Regions from separate parts of the Mus musculus genome. Here region 1 is linked to region 2. Evidence: chromatin contacts called from ENCODE POLR2A ChIA-PET data. All regions are on one chromosome and are shown on one strand. The core of a region is the stretch at or near the end of the contact, and the rest is flanking DNA. Distances in the headings are between cores, read along the strand shown.

What was found. ChIA-PET counts read pairs that join two places held with the same protein, here RNA polymerase II (POLR2A).
Region 1: POLR2A ChIA-PET joins it to region 2 with 12 read pairs in embryonic stem cell. The contact joins the promoter of Rab3gap1 here to the promoter of Ubxn4 in region 2. POLR2A ChIA-PET finds 5 or more read pairs at or near these places in 2 of 5 experiments (Patski and embryonic stem cell).

What each region holds. Positions count from the first base shown.
Region 1 is chr1:127,866,940-127,870,753 of GRCm38, forward strand. It overlaps Rab3gap1 (RAB3 GTPase activating protein subunit 1), which reads left to right and starts at 1,834. Exons shown (of 24, transcript NM_178690.4): 1 at 1,834-1,890; 2 at 1,986-2,041. The coding sequence starts at 1,873.
Region 2 is chr1:128,241,451-128,245,488 of GRCm38, forward strand. It overlaps Ubxn4 (UBX domain protein 4), which reads left to right and starts at 2,687. Exons shown (of 13, transcript NM_026390.3): 1 at 2,687-3,102. The coding sequence starts at 3,021. It overlaps Gm41949 (a long non-coding RNA gene), which reads left to right and starts at 3,109. Exons shown (of 2, transcript XR_878509.3): 1 at 3,109-3,192; 2 at 3,313-4,038.

The DNA of each region.
Region 1 (3,814 bases), core at 584-3,083, 380 kb before region 2:
TATTTGTGCACTGTGTGCATTTCTGTTTACTATAGAAGTCAGAAGAGGGTGCTGAGTCCCCTAGAACTAGAAGTATGGAGCGTTGTATGTAGCCACGTGGATGCTGGGGACAGAGTTGGGGTCCTCTGTAACAACAGTCAGTACTCTTAACTGCTGAGCCATCTCTACAGTCCCCAACAGAATTCCAACTGCTAGTTAGCACTCCTGTCCTTCAGTGGTTTAAAAAGTAAAGCACTCATCAAATAGTATGTTCTTCTCAGAGTATATGTAACTTGTATGATGTTGTTTGGTTTTGTTTATTTTTTGTTTTGTTTTTCAAGACAAGAGTTTCTCTGTGTAACAGAGCCCTGGCTGTCCTGGTCTCACTTTGTAGGCCAGGCTTGCCTTGAATTAACAGAGATCTGCCTGCCTCTGTCTCCTGAGTGCTGGGATTAAAGGCATGCACTTCCATGCCTGGCTGCTTTTTAAAACAATAAGTTTAGTTGTATAGATTTTCTTTTCCTGGGGTTAGGAAAGGAGACAGTGGGTTTAAGGATCTTGGTCAGTGTTTATGAGTTGTAAAGTTTGAACAAGAGCTGAGGATGTAGTTCTGTTGGTAGAGCTTTTGCCTAGCATGCATGGTCCTCGCTTCTGTCTTTACCACCACACCATACAATCCAAGACGGTGCTACATGACTGCAGTCAGGATACTCAAAAGGAGGCAAGAGGATCAGAATTCCAGTTCGCTCTTCTCACCACAAGGCGTGTGAGGCTGGCTTATGAACCCTATCTCAAGAACAAAACCAAGGGCTTGAGAGATGGCTCAGTGGTTAAGAGTGCTCTTCCAAAGGTTCTGAGTTCAAATGCCAGCAATCACAAGGTGGCTCACAACCATCTGTAATGGGATCTGATGCCCTTTTCTGGTATACTCATATACATAAAATAAATATACTCATACACATTCTAGTGTAATCATATACATAAAATGAATAAATAAATCTAAAAAAAAACCCATTTGAATGAAAACTCAAAGAGGTTTTTAAATACAATTGTGACCATGCATATCTAGGGTCTTTGCCATATAGGACTACATATGCCCCAAGATATTTATGAATGTAGCCCAATACATCTGTGGATGTGAATGTCATGTAACAATTTCAAAATGTTCATCAGTTTGTTTTTGTTTTTTGTTGTTGTTGTTTTTTGTTTGTTTGGTTGTTTTTTTTCTTCCGAGACAGGGTTTTTCTGTGTAGCCCTGGCTGTCCTGGAACTCACTTTGTAGACCAGGCTGGCCTCGAACTCAGAAATCTGCCTGCCTCTGCCTCCCGAGTGCTGGGATTAAAGGTGTGTGCCACCACGCTCGGCTCATCAGCTCTTCTTGAGTCTACAAAATACTCTTATTATTTTTACTTTTAATTCTTTAAACAATACTTGTTAATTTTATTTCATGTGCATGAGTGTTTCGTCAGCATGTAAATCTGTTTGTGCAGCACGTGCATGCCTGGTGTCAGTCGAGGCCAGAAGCAGGTACAGGATCCCTTTGGACTGAAATCACAAATGGTTGTGAACTGCTATGCAGGTGCTGGAAATCGAACATAGGTCTTGTGAAAGCGCAGCGGGTAGTCTTAACTGCACAGTTATCCCTCTAGCCCCAACAGAATTTTAAAAAAAATATTACTAAACCACCTTGAAGAAGAGCGTATGCCACACTAAGATCTTTCTGTCTGGAGGAAAAAGGTCTTCCCACCTTCCAGCAGGCCCTTTGTAGGCGGGCCCGCTTCGGGGCCCCACCCACCACCCACCGAGGCCCCGCCCACGGCCACTCAGTGCCCTCCTCCTAGCTCCCTTCTTCCCGACAGCCTTCGCGCGGGGCCTGACGCTCCGCTCCGCAAGATGGCGGCGGACAGTGAGGTGAGTTCTGCGCCCTGGGTGCCTCTGTCACAGAGTTCTGCCGCCGACGTCAGTGGCCCGCAGCTTACTGTCTGTGCTCTTCTCTGTCCCCGCAGCCCGAGTCCGAAGTGTTTGAGATCACAGACTTCACCACAGCCTCGGAGTGGGAGAGGTGAGTAGTGTGTTTGGTCCTGTCTGGCCCCGGGCGGCATCACACAGGTGACGCTGGTTCGGAGGGAGACGCCCACGCTTCGTCTCTTCTTCCGCGCCACGGCAACTTTGGCTTTTTCCGCATCAATCATACAGACAGGTCAGACCAACCTTCAGACTCCGCCTTTAAAACAAGTTGTGTTGACTTCCAGATCACTTCCCTGGCACAGAAAACCATTTCCGAGGTCGTCCCCGGGTCTTATGCTTTCATGTCAATTTGCCTCAGTTGTCATCAAAGCCGTCAGCTAAGCAGCTGCTGTGTTTTCTTCCTGTGTTTATTGGAAGAGACTTTTAGCGTACCGATGACTGTTCATCTGTCATCCTCTTACCATCGTTATCCTGTCTTCGAGAAATTAAAAAATTAAAATTCTACTATTTCATACTTATAAATAGTATGTTTACATACGTCTTTGGAATGTTTTGATTCACAGCGTTACATTTTAAACTTGGTCCTGTGCCCAGACTTCCCGAGCTTGTCAAATTCAGATGAACAACTGCATTAAGGCGAACATGTTTTATCACCTGAGTGAGTTGAAAACTAAGTTTGTTGGCTTGATAGCTAGCTATTGAGGTTATTGTTGCAGTGCTTGTAGGCTTTACAAATGTGTGGCTCTCATATCAGTTGGTGGCATAGGAAGATATAAAAGATCTTTGAAATAGTAGTTTGACTTGTGTTCCCATCCCCACACTTCATCGAGTCAGTAAGACTTAACACACTAGCAAGACTTTATGAGGAAGTACTGTGTGCCCTGAACTATCCTAAGATCAGGGAAATCTATATACCTTTTAAAAACTCCAACAAATAGTTAAAATGTAAGCCAGTTGGTACTAACTACAAAGAACTAGTTAAGTAGGGAAAACGTGGACTACAAAATTGTTGGAGACATTTTTGTAGGGAAAAGATAGGAAATGCCTGCTTTGAAATTGGGGAGGGAAATGGAAGCTGGGTGACGTGGCACCTGTGTATAATAGTGACTACTGGCAAGGCTGAGGCGGATCACTTGAGCTAAGGAATTAAGACCAGCCTGAGCAATCTAAGAGGTACTGCCTTAAGAAAGGAAAGGGAAAATGGTTCAGGGTTTGGTTAAACATGAGAAGGGACTGACATTTCGAGACAAGTAAGTGAGGAATTATCACTGGGAAATAAATAAAAATGATACAGTGAGATCAGTTTCCAAAGCCAAGGCAGAGGCGTCGAGAGTTGGTGCACTTGACTAAAAACTCTCCAACTTGACTGTGCATCAGAACCTGCTGGTCTCGGTTCTCAGTGTTTCCCATTAGGTTTTAGGTCCAATCCCCAAATTTGCTTTTCTAACATGGTCCCAGGTAATACAGATGCCAGCAGGTCAGAAGACCATATTTAGAAAGCACTGCTGCTTAAAGTGGCAAGAGCTTTTGATCCTATGGTGCAAGGATTGTTTGGTTTAAGTTGTTACATTGTGGTAAAATGAAGTAAGCAGTTTACATTGATTCATAAAGTGGAACTGTAATTAGTTGGATAGAGTGAACTAGATTTAGGTAGATGAGCTTAATGTAAGTCTGAGGGGAAAGGCTCAATTATGAAACTTCAGGTTCATGCCTAAACGAAAAGATATGTATCAAGAGTGCTCTTTTGGGCACATTGACTGTAAAGTTGATATTTTGAAGGTAGTTAGAAAATGATGGTCTTGGAGGGTGAGTGGTAAGAAGACATTAATGATTAGTGTTTAGAATGGAAAAATGGCCATTTTCCCTG
Region 2 (4,038 bases), core at 1,437-3,936:
TGTTTGGATATGCTTGTATTTTAAGATTAGTTTTATTTTCATGTGCCTGTGTTTATGAGTACCCACAGAGGTCAGAAGGTACTGGACTCCCTAGCTGGAGCTGGAGATAGCAGGAGGCTATGAACTGCCTGAGATAGGTATTGGAAACTAAACTCTTCCCAGAACATTTATTCTTTTCTACTGGCATTTTCCAGTTAATTTAACTCAAAAAAATGATTGTTGTTAATAGTGTGTGTGTAGTAGGTGCACATGCATGCAGGTGTCCACAGAGGCCAGAGGAGCTTGTGAAATTATAGACTGTTGTGAGCCACCTAATGTAGGTACTCACAATTGAACTCAAGTCCTCTGCAAGAGCCATATGTGTGTTTGAACATGGAGCCTATCTCTACCAAGCCCCTCTGTTCATACTTAAATATGACCTTCAAGAAGCCAACTTCTCTTTATATGCCCCAGTACAGGGGAACGCCAGGGCCAAAAAGGGGGAGTGGGTGGGTAGGGGATTGGGGGGGTGGGTATGGGGGACCTTTGGGATAGCATTGAAAATGTAAACGAGGAAAATACCTAATAAAAAAAATTAAAAAAAAAAAAAGCCAACTTCTAGGCCAGGCAGTGGTGGTGTATGCCTTTAATCCCAGCACTTGGGAGGCTGAGGCAGACCGATTTCTGAGTTCGAGGCCAGCCTGGTCTACAAAGTTGAGTTCCAGGACAGCCAGGGCTATACAGAGAATCCCTATTTCGAAAAACTAAAAAAAAAAAGGAAGAAGCCAACTTTTTCAGCCCTTCATGAGGCATTCCTGGTGAACTATAATTAATGACTTGGTGTAAGTTAAAACATTCTGTAGTTCCTCTTCTCTGCCATTTATTACAGTGGCAATTACAGGAGTAATTGCCCTATTTATTGCTTAATGTTTTACTGCTGGCCAGAGGAATGTAATCCTTGAGGTGGTTCTTTTGTTTACTAAGACCTCAACAAATGTTTGTTCAGTGGTTAAGTTTAGAAATGATCCAGCAAAACTTTGAATTCTGAAAAGTACATGCATAATTTCCTTAAACAGGATTTGGGGCAGGCATTCAGAAACAATAGCTAACATCTGTAAAGCACTTAATTGCTACATAAGTAACAAGTACTTGCTAAACACAAGGGTCTCTGTGTGGTCACATAGCCTAAAGGGTAGGTTCCCTCCAAGGCTCCAATTGACTAGTGAGACAACTGAACTGTCAGAGAGGGAGTTGTGCTAGTAATAAATGGAGGTGCTCACGAACTGGGGTAGCTGTTTCCACGTCCTGCCACTAATGCTGCTTTGTATTAGTCACTTGTATCTGCCTTCGAAGCAGAAAAGGGATATCAAAGTAGTTAAATATATATATATATTTGAAGGAAGATAGGAGAAATTGGCCAATTTAAGCCAGATTAGATTATATTAAAGGCAGGTTTTTGGGAAACCGCTCTCGGTCGGCGAGTTCACTGGCCCCAAGGATCAAGGCCAAGGAAGTTGCCACCAGGGAGAGGGGAGCAGCTAGTGGAGGAAGATATATAGTAAGAGAGAAGGGGGGGGAGTGGGAATGGGCAAGGAGAGAGAGAGAGAGAGAGAGAGAGAGAGAGAGAGAGAGATCTGGACTGGGAAGTTCAAAGTTGGAGGCAGGGTATGGACTGAGGGATGCTGGGAGAACCTGGAGGCCAGGTCTGCTTTGGTGTGGAAAATATGCACCTCAGTCCCTTGTCCCCAAGTCCGAAACCAAACACTAGAAACTTGTGCAAATGTTTTTTCTTCCATTTTGATTTCGTATGCATCCATAAACCTTACATAGTTATTAATTTATTTTCTTACTGGCCTATACACAAGTTGATTCTACTCCATTTAGACTTTCTTTACTCTATCACTCAAGGAAACAACAGAAATATTTTCTTTACATGATATTCATACAAGTTAAGTACAGCCAGCCAAGATGGTACACGCTGGATGGTACAGGTAGGAGGATTGTCTTCACAGAATTAAAAATAAATAAGTTTTTTCAATAGCATAGCATAGTGGCTGAAGGTTTTACAATGTGATCCAGTTAGTAAATGCACATTATAGCCAAAAGCCAGCATTCTGCCACTTCGCTTACCCTTCAGATAAGGGGCCTATGTGGTACTGCGGGGTGGGAGGCGGGCGAGGAGGAACACTGTTGTACCTCTAGCCGGTCTTTTTCTTTTGTTTGTTTGGGGTTTTTGGTAAGTTGGTTGGTTGGTTTTTGTTTGTTTGTTTGTTTGTTTGTTATTCAGGGTCTCTGTACAAATCCTGACAGTCCGCGGAACTCACCTTGTAGACTAAGCTGTCCATCTCATACAGGCAGGCAGGCCTCTGCTTTCGGATTGCTGGGATTAAATGCGTGGTTTGCCACGCCCCTCTGAATCCCATCTTTTTCACAGGGTCAAATTAAATAAAAACCAAAGGCTTCGGGTCAAGCCCCGTAAAGCTTGTTTATTTGTGGAGCAGATTGCTTGCAGAAGTCAGAGGGTGACAGCAACTCGATACCTAGCATTTACTCTTACAGCGTTGATGTGCTCACTATGCTCACTCTCGCCATGCTTTGAGCCCACAGTTTACCTTTCCGCAAATTAACAAGCCTCGGAAGACTACAATTCCCAGGAAGCCTCACTGCAGGCGACGTCAACGTGCCGTAGCGGTTAGTCATCCTTCCTGATACTTCCTTCCACTTCCTGGAGTCGGAACCCGAGGCTTCGCGGGGGCGCGCACTTACGGACTTACCTAGCCGACCAGGCACCGGGGCGCGCGACCCCTGACGAGGAGTGTCGTCGTCACGTGACACAGGGGCGTACTTTTCTTGCCAAGCGCGCTCCGGTGCGCGTCCCCAGGGGGTGGCTGTCGGGCGTACGGGCTGGCTGGGTCCTCAGACCGGGGCCCGGATTAGCCGGTGGTTGCCGGGGCCACGAGGCCAAAGAACCAGGAGGGCGGGGTCGGCTGTGGCACCGCGGCGACGACACACCGAGCGAGCGCCTGGGCCTGAAGGGGACGATGCTGTGGTTCCAGGGCGCCATCCCGGCGGCCATCGCGTCTGCTAAGAGGAGCGGCGCGGTCTTCGTGGTGTTCGTGGCAGGTGACTGGGGAGAGGGCCCGAGAACGGTGGCGCTTTGATCTTGTTCTGGATTCTCGTTAGCGTCGAGTGAGCTAGGCAGGAGGAGCTAAGGTGGGCCGGGCTCAGACAGCCTAAGACCCTGTCGCCCAGTCCACTCGGTCTCTTCGGGGCCGCTCGTCTCCTGTCCGGGCCAGTACAGCTTTTTTTTTTTTTTTTTTTTTTTTTTATAAGGCTCCAGGCTTGCTCCGCTGCGGGGCCGACCCAGACGCCAAGCCTCTCCAGGCCGCGGGCGGGCCCAGTGCCACTTGGTGCTTCTGGGGTCTGTTGGGGACTCCGGCGTGACCTGTCTGCATCTGTGTGGGAAGCGCGTCCAGGCCCTGTCCCCAATCACTGAACCCTGCGAGGAGTCGCGCCCTGCAGGCCTTGGCAATCGGGTTGTCGCAGGCAGACCCCCCCCCCCAAGACCCCCAGCCCTGGTGTTCCCCTTCTTGGTCCTCTGGGATCTCCTCTTCTGGCAGCTTGGACCTTTTAATTCTTGGTGTGCGGGTGTGGTTGGGACAGGCCACTAGGCAGACAACTGGGTCTAGAAAGTTGTGAGCTGTCAAGAAAGCTGTGTCATCGGTAAGCCACAAAGAAACCACCTGATGTCTTAGAATGTTCCCGAAACATAAACTTGAGCTCACAGATGGTACTCTTTTATCATAGTACTCAGAGGGAACTGAGGTGCAATAATTACTTTATTACAAGTTGACCTTTTTTTTTTTTAACTTTTAACATAGTTTTTAAAGTACATACTCAGTCCTGATTCTTCCTCTCTTCTAACCTAAAATGTAGTTTTCCAGACATGTGCCAACTCATTTACCCCATATTGCTCTAAATCAGTTGGTTCCATAGCCTCCTGTTTTATTGCTGAAGTCTTGTATATCCGCAGTCAACCATCTGCTTCTATAGTTTTGT